Linked DNA regions of Homo sapiens: region 1 is linked to region 2. The links are chromatin loops, found by intact Hi-C in ENCODE. Cell type or tissue: prostate gland. All regions are shown on one strand. Each heading gives the region's core, and the rest is flanking DNA. Links, peaks and the distances in the headings are about the cores only.

Region 1 (11,036 bases), core at 2,134-7,133, 430 kb before region 2:
ACCAAGTAATCATCACCTAAATTAAAACACCACTTCTTCTGTACCATGGGGTTCTCATAATAAAACAAAATCTCATAGACCACCTCTCTCTCACGTGTTTCACATAAGTGCCACGAGCTCATTCAGTCTCTGCATTTCAAGGATTTGTCCCACCATAAGATTATCTGTCTGAGAGAGTTATTACTTTTGGACATTGTATGAGTTGGTATTATTTGATGCTCGTCAATACTATTTAATAAAACAAATTCTGAAAATTGCTTCTACTGCTTTCTTTCTGAGGCTATATAACCTTGCATTTGTTTTTAAATATTTCTTTTTCAAGAACTAGAACTTTGAGTCTTTATTTTTAGCAACTAAATTGATCAATTGCATGAAAGAAAGCAATATTTTTCACTTATTCTAAAAAAAATACATCTAATTTGGTTGACTAGCGAGATCACTGTGCTTTGTTTTAAAAATATGTGATAGCTTCATTGGTTTCTTGATGCTATTCAACAAATTTTCAATACAAACAATGTTCCAAAGAATAGAGGTAGATGAATCACTTTATTGGTCCAGTAAAATCCAATTCTATTATATACAGTTCTCCTTCCTGTTGGCAACTTTTATGACTGCTTGTGTAAAAACACCATGTCAGATTTACATGCTATACCCATGTAATTTATTCTGTACTTAAAAGGTAGTAGATTATATTTATAATGTTGTTTGAGTTGTAGCATTTATGTTACTATGTCTCTATATTTATGATTTAGTGGATGGCCTTTGAACAATTGATCCATTTCTGTTATTTAGGAATATAATATATCATTTCAGTAATAAAAAAACACACATACAAAAAGTCAAGCATAGAATGTGTAGAAATTTACCCACAAATGACTTAAAATGTGTCAGCCAAAAGGAACCACATCTTTTTAGCAGAAAGGAAGTGCTACAATCCTATAGCTGACACGTGTTCCAAGGCTATAGTAATCTTTTACTTAATTAGCAAGATGTCTGCAGAGAGAAAAAAGAATCTTCCATTTCAAATGTATGAAATGCCCATGGGTTATAATTATGAGAAACATAAGAAGCTGGAGGACCTGAGAAACCGCCTCAGCTGGAGTCTAGCATACAGGATGTTCATTAGAGCTCTTGGGATCTGTACCTGTGAAGATTGGAGAATGGATGGAGGATTGATTGAGCAGAGGGAGAAGTTGGATGTCATTGTAGTCTCAAAGGTGTGCACCTTGTGGACTGTGAACTTCCAGGTGGCACAAAGGACCTGCCTGAACACAGTGCTGAGAGACTTGGCCAAACTTTAGCCTGACTCCTACCTCCCCTAGGTGGTATTTCTAGAGGTGGCACCAGCCCCTAGGCTGAGTCTTTGCTCAAGAAAATGTAACAAAGTGCACATTGTCCCAATGTACATTGCCAAATGATTTTCAATAATTTTCCACTTATCCCCCATCACATATTTTTTCACTTCCCCATAGCCCCCAGTCCCCTTTAGTTACTTTATTTTACTTCCTTATAGCCCTTTTTTGTTCTCTCTATTTTCTCCTAGTTAATTTTGTCTTAGTTGGAAGTGAGCATAGTTTTTAATGGAGTGTCTCTTTCCTACTGCAGAAGGCTGAATAAATCAGCCTTGCCACTTTTAATAAGCGTCTAGTGCTATTAAGTATTTCTCTTTGACATCCTTCAGAGCAGTTGTGAATTGAGGCAAGAAGGCCAAGCCTTTATACAATTCCATTTATTGGCCACTGGATGTGGGCTGCCCTTACGATCAGGCATGATCTTATGTAAGGCAGTTTTCTTCAACCGTAGCAATCCTAACCCTCCCAGAATTCTTTGAATTCTGCTCTCTAACATTAATTTATGCCAGTACCATGACACATATTCCTGAGTATTCATTTGTTATCTCAGTTTTTTAGAAGGTCAAGAAATATACAGTTCTGTCTCCCCCAAACGAAATAAAGAAACCATGTCCATAAAGTTATTTCATACTGACGTAAGTTGTTAACACAAGCTATGAAGTATCTTGAAATTCAGGTGACCCATATATAATCTTGAAAATAGCAAACTGAACTAACTTAATTCCCCAAATTCCTTTAAACCTGGAGTCTATTAAAAAAGACTGAGAAAGAAAATAAAACTCACATATTTCCTCTTTGTGCATGTTTTACATTTGCAAATTTAAATGGATGCTAGACCATATGTTATATAGACTTTGTCATAAGTGTTTAGAATTTTGTTCACAAAAAGCACTTTGTGAAATCTATTGTAGTTTCATCAACCTCACACAGCTGTAGTCTTTGCTTCAGGTAATGCACTTAATGCCTATCCCACTTTGCATACATAAAGAACATCAAACTTGTAAGTAATCCACGATACAAAGAAAAACACAAATGATATCTGCACAGAGAAATACAATTTTATTTTATAACAAAAGCAGTTCATTAGCTCCTGAGTTCAAATGAGTCCAAATCCACAACTGATAGCATACTTCCCATAAGGATTCAAAAACTAAAAAGGCAGTAAATGTAGGTGCACAAGCAATGAAGCAGGCAGGATTCAGAAAATCTTATTTTGAGTCCTAAATCCACCACCACCTAGCTCCGTGACCTTGAGAAAGAAAATTTATTACTTTGAATCAATTTCTAGATCTGTCCTGCTTATATTATAAGCTTTTGTAAGGATAGAATTGGAAAGGCATGTAAACGTGCTTTGTAAAGGACTATTACAAATAAATTGGTAGTACACTGCAACAGGAGTAACACAAACTGTCGGGTTTCTGGAATATTTGCTGTGCTCCAAGTGATTTTTATATTGCATCACTTAATCCTTACAAAGACACTGTAAGAGAGGAGCTCTGATCCCCATTTGACAAATGAGGAAATTGAGTTTGAGAGGAACTCTCTACAGGTTTTCTCCAAAGCCCACTGACTTATTATTTTCATAGAGCCTTAGAAGCCAGTAGGCAAAGGGAATGAAGAGATGAATAGATGAAGGATGGTGCCATGTCACTGAGAATACGGGAATACTTGAGAAAGGATCATCCTTGAACAGCAAGGAGAAGACCTTTCCCACTAAAGTAGGAAGGAATTAGGAAGGATTAAGTAGATGCAGATACCTTTATAGGTGATAGGATGCTTAGGGAATAACAATCAGGTATTTTCTCTTTTCTGCCTGCAATAAAAAGTTAGCTCTTCTCCTGAGGGAAGGGTTGTGATAAGGTCAGCAGTTGAGAAGAGAAGCCAAAGTTAAAAATAGGAGATGGAATTGACTAGAAACACAATGAGAATTTTCCAGGCTATTTTGAGGATCATACGTTTGTCACTTTCTAATCCCATAAAAGTGTGTGATTTTTCTTGAGCATACATAGCAGCATGGGTGTAGATGTTGAAAAGGCAGACCCTTGATTGATCTAGAGTTGGGTTTGACCCTGGGTGTAGCACTGATAGGGAGAGCAGACAGGGGAACTGAAGGCAGTCAACGTCCTAAGCTATGGCTGTCATCTTGTGTTCGCAACAGACTATCCTTTTTGAAATACATTTCTTTCTATTGACCTATGTTATTTAATGTATTCAATGATTTTTTTTCTTCCCTGGTTTAACATAAGTGGAAACAAATTGTTCATTCCATTGCTTTGAGACTTGGCTCATTTGAGCTCCATAAATGTGGTCACCCTGTGCTCTGACCACAAGAGATGGTCAGGATGTGGCCCTTGCCAGCTGGGTGGTCCTAGGGCAGGGGACTGGAACAGAGAAACAGCTAAAGTCCTTCCCCACCCATTGGGTAGATGTGTTCATGTTAAGAATGGGATTGTGATAACATACTTTCAGATTTTGAAATACAATGTGCAAACAGCTGTGACCTTGTAACAATGATCACAAAGACCTTGAGATCATTCTTACAGTGCTCTGTTCTCCTTGCTCTGTAAGTGACAAACAATTCAGATTTTGAAACAATAAATAGAACAAAGGAACTTGGTCTCATGTACTTCTTCAAATTTAGTACTGATGCTAGGTAAAGATTGTTAGATTTTGAATATAAAAGTTTCTCCAAAAATATGCCTTGTCCCTCCGTTAACAGATCTGCCTCCCATGACTAACACTGCCTCCCCTCTGTGCTTGACTTCTGATTGGGACTTATTATTACTCTAATTGCTGAGGGAGGACTGCTTGTTTTTAGTGAATTATTTCAATGTGTGGGAAGAAAAATCTCATAAAATGAAGACCATCTTGTAAAAAAAAAAAAAAAAAAAGAATTTCTCAATCCTCACCTGCATTTGCTTTTCTTCTTACCTTGTTTCTTTTTAATATCTCCATAATGCTTATCATCATCTGACATGCTGTATATCAACTTCTCTCTCTTCCTCTCTCCTTCCCTCTCCCTCTTTCTCCCTCTTCCTCTGTTTCTCCCTCTCCCTCTCCCTTCCTCCCTGTTTCTCTCCCTTCCTCCCTCTTTCTCTATCTTTAACCCTCTCTTCCCCCACTCCACCCCAGTATGTAAACCCCATGAAGGAAGTAAGTTCGTTTTGTTAACAGCTATATCTCATACAACTAAAACATCAACAGCCAGAGAGTGGGCACTCAGTGTTTGCTGAATGGATGAATGAAATGAATAGATTACCAACAGGTGATAAAAATTATCAATAACCCAATAAATCTTAGGATTTAGAATTTCAATGTAAAACTAATAGAATTTAATTGTTGAATAAGACAAGTTGAGATAACATTACTTTTCTGTCTCACCAGCAAAGTGAAATGACTTGAGGAATCATGGAGCTGAAACCAGTATCACATGAACTTTAATCCCAGAAGTCATCAGCAGGGGGTGCTACAGTCATGTGTCCCTAAGCATTACTCAGAGCCTTTTCAGAATCGTCCACAAGCTGAACATCATTTTCTTCTCCAAATACAGGAAAAATTCCTTCTGGCCAGAAAGAGAAAATTTTAACTACATTTGTAGTTGTTGTTAGTGTCTCATCAGAAAATTAGTTGGCTCAAGTTTGAGGGCTGAAACTCCTGCTTCTATAGAAACCTAAAATCTCGTTTGAAAAACCCATTCAGAAAAGCAGTATAGTAGATTGTTTTTATGTTAAACTACTAATGCTAATGTTTATCTTTATTTTATACTCTTAATAGTGCAAATTATTTGAATGTCCAGTGTTTAAGGGCAGGACATTATTCAAGGTTCATTGTATTGTATTTCAAGCTTTGGAGAGGCCGTGCATAGTCTCACAGGTCTGTAGACACGACAGTTTGCAGGCATCTGGCAATTCACTGACTTAAACACCACTTCCAATATAGGAATGACTTCTACAATACTTTCATCCTTTTTCTATAAGAAAACTTACAGTGACAATTCATCAAAATACAACATATATTTGTTACATTTTTATCTAACATCGATAGCAAACTTCTTTATAATAGAGTTAACTAAAAACCTAAATGATGAGAGACCATTAGTACATTTTGTTCAAAGGAGGAAGGAGTGATTTAGATATTTGTTTTAGAAACTATATAAATATCCTAGTGATTTGAAAGAGCAGATATAGTTGGAAACTGTAGAGCATGTTAGTTAAAAGTGTAAGTTATTAGCATATTAGCCAGAAGCACTATTAGCCAGTGCTTCTAAAACTTGGGTGGCATTCAGAAGCACCTGTGGGACTTGGTAAAAATGCAAAGAAGGCCAGACCTTCTTCTAAGTGATTTTGTTATATACCAAAGTTCAAGAATTATCATTATTATTTTGTTTGCATTTATTTATTTATTTTGAGATGAAGTCTTGAACTGTCGGTTGGGCTGGGGTGCAATGGTGTGATCTAGGCTCACTCAAACCTCCCCGTCCCAGGTTCAACGGATTCTCCTGCCTCAGCCTCTGGAGGAGCTGGGATTACAGGCACCCGCCACCATGCCCTGCTAATTTTTTGTGTTTTTAGTAGGGATGGGGTTTCACTATGTTGGCCAGGCTGAACTGGCTGAACTGGAGTTCAACGAGGTCTTGAACTCCTGACCTCGTGATCTGCCCTCCTTGGCCTCCCAAAATGCTGGGATTAAGAATTATTGATTTAAAACAATAAAACTAGCTTTTCTCATCCATAAAGATGTTAATATCATCTGTTGTTGTCATGGTGGGTAAATTACTCAATTTTTTAAAAATCCAGCATCTTAGTTTGTAATCACTTAAAAAATGTTAGCTATAACTAGTTCTCAAAGTATTCAATATTTTCTTTTGGAAAATCTATCTTTGCTGGTGTGACAGATAGTTACTCTACTGCACTTTGATGAAGTTGAAGTAATAGTCCCTTCCACTTACTACCCAAGTGACAAAATTTCTGTTGAATCCAGCCATCGAAAAATTAAATTGAGAAACATGAAGAACAATGAAGTCTACTAATATAAATTTTAGAAAAGATTAAATTTTCTGTGTTTTATGTAAGACTATTTAACACACAGATTTGTTTTAATCCACCTGTGTTTGAAGCTGTCATAACAATAAAGTCTTTATAATTGGAAGTGTCTTAGGTGACTACCTTTTAAAAAGGTAGACACCTTTGGAAGACAGGGTCTCACTCTGTTGCCCAGGCTGGACTGCAGTGATGCAATTACAGCTCACTGCAGCCTCTACATCCTGTGCTCAAGGCTCGCTCCTCCCACCTCAGCCTCTAGAGTAGCTGGGGCTGTACAGATGAGCACCACCATACCTGATTAATTTTAAGCTTTACTGACCACATCTGACTAGACTCAAATTTTCATTGCTTAAGTGATTAAGCAACCAAAAAATTATATTCTTGTCATCTTAACCAGTAATGTTCTAAAAGTCTTTTTTTCTGTTGTCAAGCAGCTGTACAATTCACTCTTAGGTGTTTTCATTGAGCTTCATGGTCAGCTATAGCTGAAGTATCTCCATTTGCATATTACACACACACACACACACACACACACACACACACACACAATTACTTCAAATGAAAATAACATATTTGTCTCTGCAATACAAATTATTCATTATTTTCTTTGATACTAGGGTAGGCTCAAAAATCTCATAATCATACTTGATTCTGACCACTTTCTCACATCTATTTAGCGGTCAAACCTGAAGCTACTATGTTTATAGTATTTCTTTCTTATATTCCTAGTATAATTACCATAAAACTAATCTATCTCCTCTTTCTCTTAGAATATTGTAAAACATTGCTAATTTGTATGTATCTACTTTCTCACTGCCTAAAAATATTCTGCTGTAAGATTGCAGATGAATTTTCCTAAAACCATACCATGTCCATGCTTACAAACTCAAGATTTCCTCAGTGCCAATAGAATGAACCCTGAAACTTCTGACCCATAGGGTTCTCCGAAATTTAACCCGACTCTTCCTCCCCAACATTTTTCTGATCTCCCTCTATTTTTGCTTTATTGGTTTTACCTCAAATACATGATAAACATCTTCAAATAATATTCATAAATATTATTTGACAATTATTTTGAAATTTTTAAATGGACAACTCATCAAGCACTATTAATATCCTTGCCTTTCACAGATAAAAAAACTGAAACTGAGCAAGGTTAAGTGGCTTGTCCAAGGACACAGGTAGAAAGTGACACTACTTTCCCAACTTTTAAGATTTTCTCACTCAATTTCTGCTTTATTATTTATTATTTTTCCAAGACAGAGTGTTACTCCGTTTTCCAGGCTGGAGTGTAGTGACAGAATCACAGCTCACTACAGTCTCGACTTCCTGGGCTCAGGTGATCCTCCCACCTCAACCTCCCAAGTATCTGAGACTACAGTTGTGTGACACCACATCCGGCTAAGTTTTGTATTTTTTTGTACAGATGAGGTCTAGCTATGTGGCCCACGCTAGTCTCAAACTCTTAGGCTCTAGCAATCCGCCTGCTTTGGCCTCCCAAAGTGCTAGGAATACAGGCGTGAACTACCGCACCTGACCATATTGAGTATTTTTACTCCTTTATTTCAATAACTCCTTAGAGTTATACTTCAAGACCCATTTCCTCCCTGAATATTTTTTGGACCTAGGAAAACAATCCCTAAAATTGTCAGTTGACCAATTTAATAAATATTAAATTTAAGAACTCAGACAATGTCTAATAACTCTTTGGATTCTAAAAATCTAGCTAAATGCTTTAAGTAAATCTGTATCATTGATGAGGATAGGATGACACCGGAGTCACAAAAGGACCACTATCACAGATGGAAGAGATGATGAGCAGCAAGTAAGAACATCCAGTGCAAGTCAGTAGGCAAATAATGACAGCTGTATTAGTCTGCTTGGGCTGCCATAACAAAATACCACTGACTGCATTGCTTAAACAACAGGAATTTATTTTCTTATTGTTCCGGAGGCTAGAATCTCAAGGTCAAGGAGTGGTCAGGGTTGGTTTCTAAAGAGGCCTCCCTTCCTGGCTTGTACATAGCCACCTGCTCACTGTGTCCTCATACGACTTCTTTCTGAGAACGGAGAGAGCAAACAAGCTCTCTGGTGTCTCTTCCTCCTCTTTATTTTTCTTATTTTTTGAGACAGAGTCTCACTGTGTCACCCAGGCTGGAGTACAGTGGCTTGATCTCGGCTCACTGCAACCTCTGCCTCCAGGGTTCATGTGTTTCTGCTGCCTCAGCCTCCCGAGTAGTTGGGATTACAGGCATCCATCACCATGCCCAGCTAATTTTTGTATTTTTAGTAGAGACGGGGTTTCACCATATTTGCCAGGCTGGTCTCAAACTCCTGATCTCAGGTGATCTGCCTGCCTCGGCCTCCCAAAGTGCTGGGATTACACGTGTGAGGCACTGCATCTGGCTTCTTCCTCCTCTTTTAATGACAAAAGCCCTATTGGATTAGGGCCCCATCCTCAGGACCCCATTTCACCTTAATTACCTCCCTAAAGGCCCCATTTCTAAATGTAGTCACATTGAGTGTTAGGGTTTCAACATATGAATTTGAGGGAGGCAAGCTGGCACAACTCAGGCCATAATAATAGCTAAAACTTGAGCAGTGTTTTCCATTGCCAAGTATTTTTCCCAAACCCCTTAAATATATTAATGCTTGTAATATTCACTATACCCCTATCAACTAACTGCTATCATCATCCCCATTTACACAGAAACAAATCGAGGCACCACAGGGCTTATAATTACACAGGAATCAAATCTAGGCAGACTGACTTCTTCATGTGCACCGTTAGTTCCTAGGCTATGTGGGATCATGAATCAAAGCACAGCCTTAGAACAGCCAAAACGAACACCGCTGTATTACCAAACATACTGGCACCACCACAAGACCACACACATATATACAATAGATGAAGCCACAACATATTTGTAATAGATAAATCAAATGGGCCCCAAATCACAACCCCAGCTCAGTAAATATGTGACCCTGGATATATTAATCAACTTCCTTTGGATTGTAACTTTTTCAACATAAAAATTATCTCCAGAATTCTCTGTTCAGTCCTGCAGTTTCTTAACAGGAGACTGTCCTGACTCATCTTTCTATTTCTCAGAACCTAGTACAGGACCCGGAACAGAGAACATGTCTAGTAAGTGTCTTTAAATGAAGAAGTCAAGGATTTATAGTCTTCATAAATTTGGGGACAAAATTTGGATATTGTTGATATTATTTAAAAATAAACATTCACTTCTAAGAGATTAAATGTGTTGGTTTTTTGGAAACATCTCTTGTTTTATTATGAGACTCAGAAAATATTTAGTATACTTGTAAATAAAACTAAAATGGGTAAAACAAAGAAATCTGCCGGGGATATTTTTTAAATAACATAGTATAGATTTTTGTAGTTATTATTCCAAAGTCGACATGTTTTCATCATAAAATATATAGCAGTATTTGTTCTAGACAAACATAACAAATAAGCAAATATTTGACTTTCTCCCCAATACTCAATACAAAAAAAGTAAAAGAATTTTTGAAGAAATAAATCCACAAAAAAAGAGGAGATAATAACACACAGATTTTTATAAGCTAGAGAGCAAATGAACAAATGGTAAATGACTAGTCAAAACCTGAGGAGGAGAAGAAGAAAGAGAAAAAGTAGGAGAAGGAGTGGAAAGGGAAGAAGGGGAGGAGGAGAAGGAGAATCAAAAGAGGAGAGAAGGAAGAAAAGGAGGATGAGACAGAGAAAGAGGAATAGGAGGAAAAGAAAATAAAAGGATGTCCTACAAACAAAGTCAGCAATGGGCAAAATCAAAAACCAAATCAATAGCCTTACTGTGCTATGAAAGAGAACATTTAGGAAAAAAGAAACACTCTTGAAAATTAAAAACTGATTCTAGAGATTTTTTAAATTAATAGAACTTTTGGAAATAATGTTAAGGAGGCTTCCCTGAAAATAATGTAAAAGTAAAATAGCCATATAATACAGAAGACAAGAAAATTAGACGACAAGCCATTCAGTCTAATATTTGAATAATAGGAGTTACAGAAAGAAAGAGATCATAAACATTGGAGGGAGGTAAATAAACTGAGACATGAGTTTTCATGGTAAACATATTCATTAAATACTCCATACTGGATGACGTGAGACAACTGAATGTTTGCAATTTCCAAACACTCTGAATAGCATTATCCTAGCAGCTTTTAAAGGGTTAGAGGAAAAAAAATAAAGGATATAAACAAAAGATCAGGAATCCGAATGCATCGTATTTCTTAAGGGCAACACAAAAGCTACAAACAATGGACGAATGTCTCAACATCATGAAGGATAGTAATGTCCAATGAAGAATTCTATGTCCACTCCAACTATCTATTGAGTGTGAGTGGAGAATAAGTGCGTTTTCAGCACCCATCTTATCTCAGGGTGCCTCTGAAGATTGTGTTCCACCTAAGAAGGAGAATAAACCAAGAAAACGTAGAGACATAATAAACAGGAGATCCAAAATCATAGAAAAGACAAAGCTACCCACAGGGTAATGTTGAAAGGGGCCAGTAGGGTAGTACAAAGGCAACCAGCCCAAAGTGGAGGACATCAGAAGGCACTGAAGGATACCTCCAAAGATGATGTAATTTACATAGTGCG
Region 2 (11,036 bases), core at 3,596-8,595:
GATAGGTACTATTAATATTTCCATTTTACAGGTAAATAAGGCCTGGAGACGGTTGTAAAAAATTAATATTTAGTAAAGGATGTTATTTAACAGATCATTTAAGTATTTCAGTAATCCTATGATGTATTATACTACCCAGTTTATGTATAAGAACACTAAGGCTCAAACAGGTTAATTAAATTTTACAGATTTAAGTAGGTGACATATCTAGAATTCAGACTCTGTTTGGTTTCTCTCCAAAACCGCTTCTCTTTTCCCTACAGAAAATAACTTGCTTAGAAATGCAAGATAATGAGTAACCACACTGTAACTCAGCACATCTGTATTCTAGTTCCAGCCCTGTCCTTAGCCAAATGTAACACCTCAGCCATTTAGTAATTTTGAGCCACTCTTTATCTGTGGCAAGGTATGCGTTGTGATGGGTACTCTAAACATATTTAAGTCCCTTCCAATTCTAAAAGCATATGTTTATCTTTAGCATTGCTTTATCTAGTGATAGGTACGTACATTTAGATAAATGTGGTAGGTAAATTTCTAATTAAGTAGATGCAACTGATGGAATCATAATTATTGACTACACATATGTCAATTGTGCTTGACCCACTTATTTAAGCACTAAAAAGTAGTAACCAAAAAGAAAAAATCCTCTATGATTTTCCTTAGGCGAGACAATTTGGTTTCCTCCCTCCCCACTATCTTCTTCCATTCTGGCTGGCAGGGCCAGGGAATATCCTCCCTATGTAGTGGAAGGAGCACACTATGCCATGAAGAGTTAGATCAGAAGCAAGCTGTGGATCAGACTTCCATTCTCTGACCTCTTGTCTGGCAGAGGGGCAACAGAAGCAACAGCAGGTGCATCTGAAGGGTCTCTGCATTGTCATGATTTCTCGGCCCATACAATCAGTGACCCGGAGGACGAAGGGCCTTAGTGTCCGATAGGCATTCCTGGTAAAGTCATCTGTGTCTTCGGTTACAATGTAAACCATCTGGTCTGAGTTGTTTTTAATATCATATCTATTATTAGTTTCAAAACATGTCATCACTAAAAAATAAAATGAGTAAGTCTATATTAGAAACATTTAAAATGGGCCTCAGAAAGTCCTTGTTTAGTATTTCTTAAGGGCTTAAAGCAACATAGCTTTTTTAAAGTTTCAGGTGAAATATGTAGAATTGATTAGAGTACCCCAAAAATCATATTATCTAAAAGTATTTAAGCAATTGTGAAAATTTAAAACATTTCTTTTAAGAAGTTCAGTGTAAACATTAAAAAAATTTTACATAAAAGAAAAGATTGAAACAACCCTTTTGTTTCAATTCCTGGAGTATCTGAATTCAGAAAACTTTAATTATAAAACCATTTAAAAAAATTATACATTTGACCATTAATTAATCAGTTCACGAAACATGCTTGGAGGAGTAGGGTCATTACTAATTACAAACAAGAGAACAAACCAAGAAAAGTCAAAGGCCCTATGTGGTGGCCAAATGAATGTGCACAGCTGGTTTAGTGAGGGTCAGTACTCTTGTAGGATGAACTGAGAACAGGCATCATTTTGACTGAGATCTTTTCTTCTTACTTCCAAAGCGAGGGCACTGCACTACGATTTGGCAGATTTGGATTCTATTTCCAGCTCTGCCACTGATTAGCTGACTGTGGTTTAAATGCTATTTCCTGATCTGGAGGTGATTAGCTGACTGTGGTGTCCCTGGCTAACTCATTTAGTCTCTTGGCTCCTTTTTTTACTCATCTTTGAAAGGTAAATGTGGAGTAGGAACAATGGGTAAAGTGTAGGGCTATTGACCAGATAAAATGTAAGCCCTTTTCAAATCTAAGAGCTTATGATTATATGATGTATAGAAGGATAAAATTATACAAAATAATTCACTTTATTACTTTCTTGAAGATAGGGTAATAGAGCAGTTTTTTTTTCTTTGAGCCACTAAAACATGATCAATATAAAGAAGGAACTAGATATTGGATAATGCAAATTTCCATCTGATTAAAATACTGCTGAGCACTACAAAAATTATACATACTTTCCAGAGGCTCAAAATGCTGAAGAACATGTATGTTGTCCAACTGTTGGGATAAAACAAAGCAATCAGAAGACAGAAATAACAGAACTAAAATACCACTGTAAAATAAACTGATGAAATAGATATTAAAATGCATCAATTGATACCAAAATATATTTTTGAAAGTCAATAGAATCAAAAAAATTTTACCAACTGAAATTAGCTTATCTGCATCTGATCGGATGGATATTAGCAGAGTTGTCCATATTAGAAAAACACTTTCTTTCAGTACCACTTTAAAAAAGTTGTCTGCTATATCAGAAAAACAAAACATCTACTTGCTGTAGTAATCACATCAGAAGAAGCTGTGCTTATAGATTGTTCCTAGATAAGTCCCTACTCACTGGTCTCTCTACATGTCATCCATAGCCTGTAGTTGTTTAGTTAAGTTCAGAACGATTAACACGGACCAGCCATAGAAAAGGGAAGTCTCTCAGTGGCTTAAGGAGAACAAACAAGCCAGGGTGAACCTCACATGGAGTGTCCCCATTTTATATTATTTTACAGGTACCTCCAGCAGAGGTTTATAAACTGACTTGCATTCACTTGATCTACAAAGGCCAGGGTCTTCCCCAAGTGCACACTTTAATAAGGGAAGGGTCTATTACACTAGGAAGCATGTGAACAGGATTAGGGGAAGAGAAAGGAAACATTGTTAGATGGCAACCCATGAAAAGGACGGCTGGGTATATACCATTAGAGAAATTTCTATCTTAGGAATCATTCTAAAGATGAGCAGTTTGATGGGCACATTATCTGTTACATGTGAGAACATTCTAGCAGAAGAAAAGAAACCTTCTTGAGGACACACTGATTATATTTGTATAATTTTACATCATTTAGACCATTAGACCATTCCTAATCCCTGAGCCCAGAACACTGCCTGAAGTGCCATATTTCACCAAACATTGGTTAAGTACATTAATTAATGAAGAATATATGAATGCAGTAATACATGAAATTAAAATAATGTACCTAAACACGAATGTTTTATGGTGTGATTAATTACAGGAGGGTACAAAGGGCACAATCTATGCTTAATTAAAACCTTTTTCTTACATAAAAACACAATGACATAAGGAGACATAAATATGCCTCATAAAATACCAAAAGTGACTACTAAAATGGTTTATAGTCCATTTTAGAAAAGTAGGGTATTAAAATCTAGAAGTGAAAAGTAAAAATATAAACTACAGGCATACTCTGAAGATACTACAAGTTTGGTTCCAGACCAAGGCAATAAAGCAATTATTGTAAGAAAGTGAGTGACATGAATGTTTTATTTTCTTATTGAATCTAAAATTATGTTTACACTATAATGTAGTCTACAGTGTGTGTAAGAGTATTAATCTAAAAGAAGTATATATCTTAATTTTAAAAAACTTTATTGCTAAAAACTGCTAACAATCATCTGAGACTTCAGCTAGTCACAATCCTCTTGCTGGTAGAGGGTCTTGTCTCTATGTTAATGATTGCTAAATGGTCAGGGTGGTGATTGCTGAAGCCCAGGTTGGCGGCAGCAATTTCTTAACAAAAGATAATGAAGTTTGCCATATCAATTGACTGACTCTTCTCTGCATGAAAGATTTCCTTGTAGCACATGATGTTCTTTTTAGTACTTTACCACAGTAGAACTTCCTTCAAAATTGGAGTCAATCCACCTAAAAACTGCCACTGCTTTATCAATTATATTTGTGTAGTATTCTAAAACCTTTGTCATTTCAACAATGTTCACAGAATTCTCACCAGGAGTAAATTTCATCTCAAGGAAGCACTTTCTTTGCTTATACATAAGAAGCAAGTGCTCATCTGTTAAAGTTGTATCATGAGTTACAGTAATTCAGTCACATCTGCAGGTTCCACTTCAAATTCTAGTTCTCTTGCTGTTTCCATCATATCTGAAATTACTTCCTCCACTGAAATCTTGAACCCTTCAAAATCATCATAAAAGTGGCAATCAGCTTCTCCCAAACACCTGTTAATGCTGATATTTTGACCTCTTCCCATGAATCATGAATGTCCTTATTGGCATCTAGAATGGTGAATCCTTTCCACATGGTTTTCAATTTATTTTGCCCAGATCTGTCTGAGAAATGACACCATCTATGGCAACTATAGCCTAACGAAATTCATTTTTTTAACAATAAGACTTGTAAATTGAAATTATACTTTGACCCATGGGCTGCAGAATGGATGTTGTGTTAGCAGGCATTAAAACAACATTAATCTCCTTATACGTCTCCATCAGAGCTCTTGGGTGACCAGATGTGTTGTCAGTGAGTAGTAATGTTTTGCAAGAGACCCTAACAGGGAAGTCAGTCTGTCCTTTGAAGTTTTCACGTCAGGCGTTGACTTCTACTTTTTAGCTATGAAAGTCCTAGAAGGCATCTTCTTCCAACAGAAGGCTGTTGCATCTATATTCAAAATCTGTTGTTTAGCAGAGTCACCTTCATCAATGATCTTGTTATAGTTAGGATCTTCTGAAAAACTTACTGCAGCTTCTACATCAGGACTTGCTGCTTCACCTTGCACTTCTATGTTACAAAAGTGCCTTTTTTCCCCCCTTAAGCCTTGTGAGCCAACCTCTGCCAGCTTCAAACTTTTTTTTTCTGTAGCTTCCTCACCTTTCTCAGCCTACATAGAATTTAGGAGAGATAGGGCTTTGCTCTGAATTATGCTTTGGCTTAAGGAAATGTTGTGACTGGTTTGATCTTCTTTCTAGACCACTAAAACTTTCTCCATATCAGCAATTAGGCTCTTTTACTTTTCACCATTCATATGTTCATTGGAGTAATATCACTTTCAATTTCCTTCAAGAACTTTTCCTTTGCATTCACAGCTTGGCTAACTGGTGCTAGAAGACTAGCTTTTGGCCTATCTCAACTTTCAACATGCCTTCCTCATTAAGCTAAATCATTTCCAGCTTTCTTATTTACAGTGAGAGATGTGCAATTGTTTCTTTCACTTGAACACTCAGAGGCCATCACAGGATTATTAACTGGCCTAATTTCAATATTATTGTGTCCCTTCCTGGAACTCAATAATATGTGTCTGTTAAGGGGTAGTTCTTTGACAAATTGGTAAAGTCACTGGTAAAGCCAAGACTCTGAAAATAATATAATCGTGCTAATTTGGATGTTTTAGGATTCTTGGGAACCTTGATAAAGATTCATGTAATCTTCATGTGAGATCTCAAAAAGACTAGGGTAGATAGAGGAAAAAGATTGGCTCTATGTCTTGCATTCACACATAAGAAGGTATTTAAGCTAATAACAGCCACATAGCTTTCATCCATTGGGACGGCCCTTTATGTCAAAAATATTAGGCACATTGTGACCCTTATCTCATTAAAAATTCTCCTAACAATCTGGTAAGGTAGGTATTGATAATACTATTTTATAGATGATAAAATTCAAGCAGCAAGAGGTTAGAAATTTTATCAAAGTTTTTGAGTTACTAGAGAGTAGGACAGAATTAAAAAACCAGGTTTGCCTGGGTCCAAACCTGTGTTTTGTTTATTTTTTCACTTATTTCTTTAACTCTAAATATTCCTAAAAGGGAAAACTCATAAAATACGTTAAATTAACCTCTGTCAGAATCATAAAAGAAATTAAGAAACAAGTTTTTAATATTTAAATAAACAAAGCTATACAATTTGAAAAGAGAATTGACTGTAGAAGATGTTAGATTCCCAAGAACAACTTCTGTATTTATCACCAAGTATAGAAATGAGACTTTCTAAACTTGATAAGCTACAAACATTTTATTATCTTCTGAAATAATGTAGATGTTTACTCTAGCACTTCACCTGAATGAGTTTTGCATTTTGTCAAAATTTTGTCCAAATAATAATTTAGGATAAATTTTGGCTTTTGTAAAATCCAAATTTTCCTGATCCAACTGTATTGACTTCTATACACCAATGTTATAATATTATACAAATAGTTTTCAGCACACAAGATTATCAGGGTCCCTGTCAATATACAGAATTGAAAAGAGAAATGACAGAACTCGAGGAAATACTTGGCTGTTGACCTGGGGAGGTAAGTATTAAATTGGGAAGTTTCTTCTTTATAATGTATTTCAGCACTTCCTTTTTCTATAAACAACAACAAAAAAGATTCAGAAGGTTCTATGGAATCTCCAATAAAGTAGTCTCCCTCTTATCCTCAGGGGATACTTTCCAAGCCCTCAGTGGATACCTGAAACCACAGATTGTACCAAATCCTGTATATACTATGCACAAATTTTTCTTTTCTTCTTTACAATTTCATGGACATATTAATTTTACTATAGATCTTAGTAACCTTAGCATAGGAATTTTTTTATTATTAAGTAAAAAACCTTCACCTTTACATGGAAAGGAAGACCTTATGGCCTCTCTTTGGTCTTTCCTTGACATATCCAAATTCCCAGCATTACTACTCTTGTGCTTTGGAGACATAATTAAGTAAAATAAGTTACTTCAATGCAAGCACTGTGATACTGTAAGTCAATCTGATAACCAAGATGTGACTCTGGGTCTGTATACTATGGATAACATCTACAGCGTGGATACACTGGACAAAGGAATGATATATGTGCCAGGCAGAACACAGCAGGACTGTGCAAGATTTCATCATGCTACTCAGAATAAATTTAAAATTTATGAATGGTTTATTTCTAGAATTTTCCATTTAATATTTTTGGAACCTGGTTGACCATTGGTAACTGAAACCGCAGGAATCAACGCCACAAATAAAAGGCGTCTACTCTGCCAGCTTTATCTTATTTTCATTAAGCAGGTTTTTTAGTTTCAGACATGGGTTTTTAAACAAAACTATTTGTGCACAAACTTCCCATATTACCCCAGTTTTTGATCTGCATGTCCTGGTGGCAGCAGAATATCTACATAGATGTTAATTAGGGAGTTATTGTGTTGTATGAAGGGGGTCTCTGGAACTTGGCCTGAAGCAATATTCTTTGTAGGGTCCATTATTTTTATTTATATTGTTTGTTTTTGGGGGTGACAAGAGTAGCTAATGAAAATGATGGGTGGTGGTAAAAAGCAATGGGCTAAGGCACTCAGTAATTTACCCACTGTATTGTGTTTTGTTCTCTTTTGTGCTTTTTTTGATGTTAACTGTTTACTTCTAAGCAAATAACACAACTATCCTCTATGATAGTTTTTCTATTTCCATTTGTACAATTCTTTCAAGAAAACATCTTGAATGCCTTGAAGTTCAACATAAATCCTTATGAAAAACATACTCATCCCACTATAAACATCCTTGTACTTGCTGTTTCCCCTTCATATTTCTGAAACTGGTATCACTGTTCTTATAGTTTCACAAATGGCATCTGTCATCACTGACCCATCTCCTTTATTCACTCTGGTCTGCTTTTTTTCTCTCTTTGTTGGATCCCTATGGTCACATTTCATAAGAAAATAATTTGTATTTTCATGGAGTACCTGAACTAAGTATTCCAGACCAGGAGGGCAGTTTGCCATAGGAGTTGGCCCTGGCATCCATGTTATTGGAACAGACTGATTTGGCATAGGATATTTGCCAGGCTGATACCGGACAGGATGGATACCACCAACTGGCTGGTACAAAGGGAAGGTACTGGGTTGCTGTGGACTGTAGTATCCCATAGGCAAGCCTCCTGGGTAGCCAGTAGGTGGAGGGACAGCTGTTCCAGGGGGTCCTGTGTTCAAAAGAAATCAAAGTGTTATATATTATTAACACTAAAGTTAGCATAACTTTTTACATGCGATGAAATAGATCACACGACATCCACTTAAATATAACAACTTGTTCCATTTTTGATTCACACTTTATGCAGATCATGGTTGCATATGACCCAACGATGTATTAGGGAGACTTATTTACATATTAATTCATTTAATCCTCTTAAAGCTTATAAGATAATTATTCCCATTTCAATGGTACAAAAATAAGTTTTGAAACATTAGAAGAAACATGTTAGCTTCTTAATAAATTAGGTTCCTCCTTGGAGATAATAAACTTACCTAATGAGGTTGTAGTGGGATTAATTACTAACGTATTAATTACTAACGTATAATTACTAACATATAATTACTCCTGCAAATTTTTGTTATTATGTCTATTGTTATTGTTTGTGGTTACATAAATAATGTCTACTTCATTTCAAAGGAGTGCTTTTAATGAATATTTTAGGTTGCCTTGACCCAATCGCTTGTACATATCTTCATCATCGAGTTCTCAGACTGGTCCCCAATCCTGACCTCTTTTAGATTCAATTTCTTAAAGTTATTTTCTTAGTAGTTATGCTGCTATAACAAAATAAGCACAAACTGAGTGGCTTAAACAACAAGCATTTCTTTCTTATAGTTCTGGAGGCTGGGAAGTTCAAAGATAAATGTTAGCATGGTCAAACCTGGTGAGAGCCTTTCCTGGTTTGCAGATGTTCACCTTCTTGCTATATGCTCACAGAGTGAAGGGGGAGAGAGAGAGACAGAAAGACAGAATCCCTCTCATGTCTCCTCTTATAGGGTATGAGTGCCATCATGAGGGCTCCACTCTTTTGATTTAATTTTCTCTGAAAGGCCCCACTTCCAAGTAACATCACATTGGGAAATGGGACTTCAATATGTGAATTTGGGAGGGATATAAACATTCAGCCCACAGCACTTATCCCTCTATCATTTCTCCCCATTCCACCTTCAATCAGAGATCTGATGAATTATCTTTGTCATTATAAGTCCATCAAGGAACCTAGATTTCCTTAAATGGATACAAGATTTTATCATGCTTTAAGAGCACAGTCTACATATTCAATGCAATTCCCATCAAAATACTATCACCGTTCTTCACAGAACTAGAAAAAACAATCCTAAAATTCATATGCAACCAAAAAAGAGCCTGCATAGCCAAAGCAAAACTAAGTAAGTGAAAAGAACAAATCTGGAGGCATCACATTACTTGATTTCAAATGATACTATAAGGACATAGTCACCAAAACAAGATGGTACTGGTATAAAAATAGGCACATAGACCAATGGAACAGAATAGGGAACCCAAAAATAAACCCAAATACAGCCAACTGATCTTTGACAAAGCAAACAAAACACAAAGTGGGGAAAGGACACCCTATTCAACAAATGGTACTGGGATAATTGGCTAGCCACATGTATGAGAATGAAACTGGATGCTCATCTCTCACCTTATATAAAAATCAACGCAAGATGGATCAAGCACTTAAATCTAAGACCTGAAACTATAAAAATTCTAGAAGATAATATCAGAAAAACCCTTCTAGATATTGGCTTAGGCAAAGACTTCATGACCAAAAACCCAAAAGCAAATGCAACAAAAGCAATGATAAGTAGGTGGGACTTAATTAAACTAAAGAGCTTTTGCACAGCAAAAACAACAGTCAGCAGAGTAAACAGACAACCCAAACACAATCTATACATCTGACAAAGGACTAATATCCAGAATCTGTAACGAACTCAAACAAATTAGCAAGAAAATACAAACAATCCCATCAAAAAGTGGGATAAGGACATGAATAGACAATTCTCAAAAGAAGATACACAAATGGCCAACAATTGTATGAAAAAATACTCAGCATCACTAATGATCAGGGAAATGTAAATCAAAACCACAATGTAATAACCCCTTATTCCTGCAAGAATGGCCATAATCAAAAACTCAAAAAATAACAGATGTTGACATGTACGGAGAACAGGGAACACTTCTACACTGCTGGTGGGAATGTAAACTAGTATAGCCACTATGGAAAACAGTGTGGAGATTCCTTAAAGAACTAAAAGTAGAACTACCATTTGATCCAGCAATCCCACTACTGGGGTATTTATCCAGGGGAAAAGAAGTCAAAAAAAGATACTTGCATATGCATGTTTATAGCAGCGCAATTCACTGCTATAATACGGAACTAGCCCAAATGCCCATCAATCTACGAGTGGATAAAGAAAAATGTGGGATTACATATATATATGATGGAATACTACTCAGCCATAAAAAGGAATGAATTAATGGCATTCACAGCAACCTGGATGCGATTGGAGACTATTATTCTAAGGAAAGTAATTCAGGAATGGAAAACCAAATATTGTATGTTCTCACACGTAAGTGGGAGCTAAGCTATGAGGATGCAAAGGCATAGAAATGATACAATGGAATGGACTTTGGGGGCTCAGGGGTAATGATGGGAAGGGGGTGAGGGATAAAAGGCTACAAATTGGGTTCAGTGTATACTGCTTGGGTGGTGGGTGCACTAGAATCTCACAAAATATCACCACTAAAGAACTTACTCATATAACCAAATACCACCTGTTCCCCAAAATCCTATGGAAATAAAATATTTTTTAAAAAGAGTACTCATAAAAATGAATAAGCACACAACAGCTAATGTTTGACTTTAGGAATTTTTTTATCAAGGTCTCTTAAGATAAGCAGTGGTAACTTTGCATTTCACTATGTTTTTTTAAAGTCAAAGAATTGCCAACAATAAGTATGAGAATGCCATTACTGCATATCTATCTAGGTCTGGTTACCAGGAATTTTTTGAATAACTTTGATCATTACTAATTTATTTTTGTTTCACTTTCCAAGTTTTTAAGATTAATTAATTAAAATTTATAAATAACTGGGTCTTGGTTGTCTACCCAGAAATATGCAACAGACCCTAACTTATTGCTAAGGTCTTGTAGCTCTAACTGAAATCCTGTGAGTAGTAGAGCCACAAGCAGCCCACAAGTGATGTTGTCTGAACTGTCAGGAAGGCCAGGCTCAGATAAAGAAAGGTTTTTCTCCTTTAAGAGAGAATTTAAGGAATAATGTCCTGTGGTTGAAAACAAAATAAGTTATGTAAGTCAAGATATTTTATGTTAAGATTTCAGTATAGTCGTCCCTTGATATTCATAAAGGATTGGTTCCAGGACTCCCTCAAATACCAAAACCTACAAATGC

The links. A loop is a pair of places that touch in the nucleus more often than their neighbours do. Peaks named below come from ENCODE experiments on the same cell type or tissue, not always from the same donor. Only the 100,000 strongest peaks of a DNase experiment are listed, where the experiment ranks them.
Region 1: it touches region 2 in a loop (3-fold over the local background); 1 of 110 quality-filtered maps calls a loop at or near these places.

The regions. Positions count from the first base shown.
Region 1 is chr3:145,772,153-145,783,188 of GRCh38, forward strand. No RefSeq gene overlaps it. Among named protein-coding and RNA genes, the nearest start is that of LNCSRLR, 290 kb to the right of the region's middle. In prostate gland, for the core only: no CTCF peak of the experiment used is centred there; a DNase peak (open chromatin) is centred at 4,829.
Region 2 is chr3:146,198,998-146,210,033 of GRCh38, forward strand. PLSCR4 (phospholipid scramblase 4) reads right to left here. Exons shown (of 9, transcript NM_020353.3): 4 at 7,529-7,764; 5 at 2,038-2,080; 6 at 816-1,042. Among named protein-coding and RNA genes, the nearest start is that of PLOD2, 43 kb to the left of the region's middle. In prostate gland, for the core only: no CTCF peak of the experiment used is centred there; no DNase peak of the experiment used is centred there.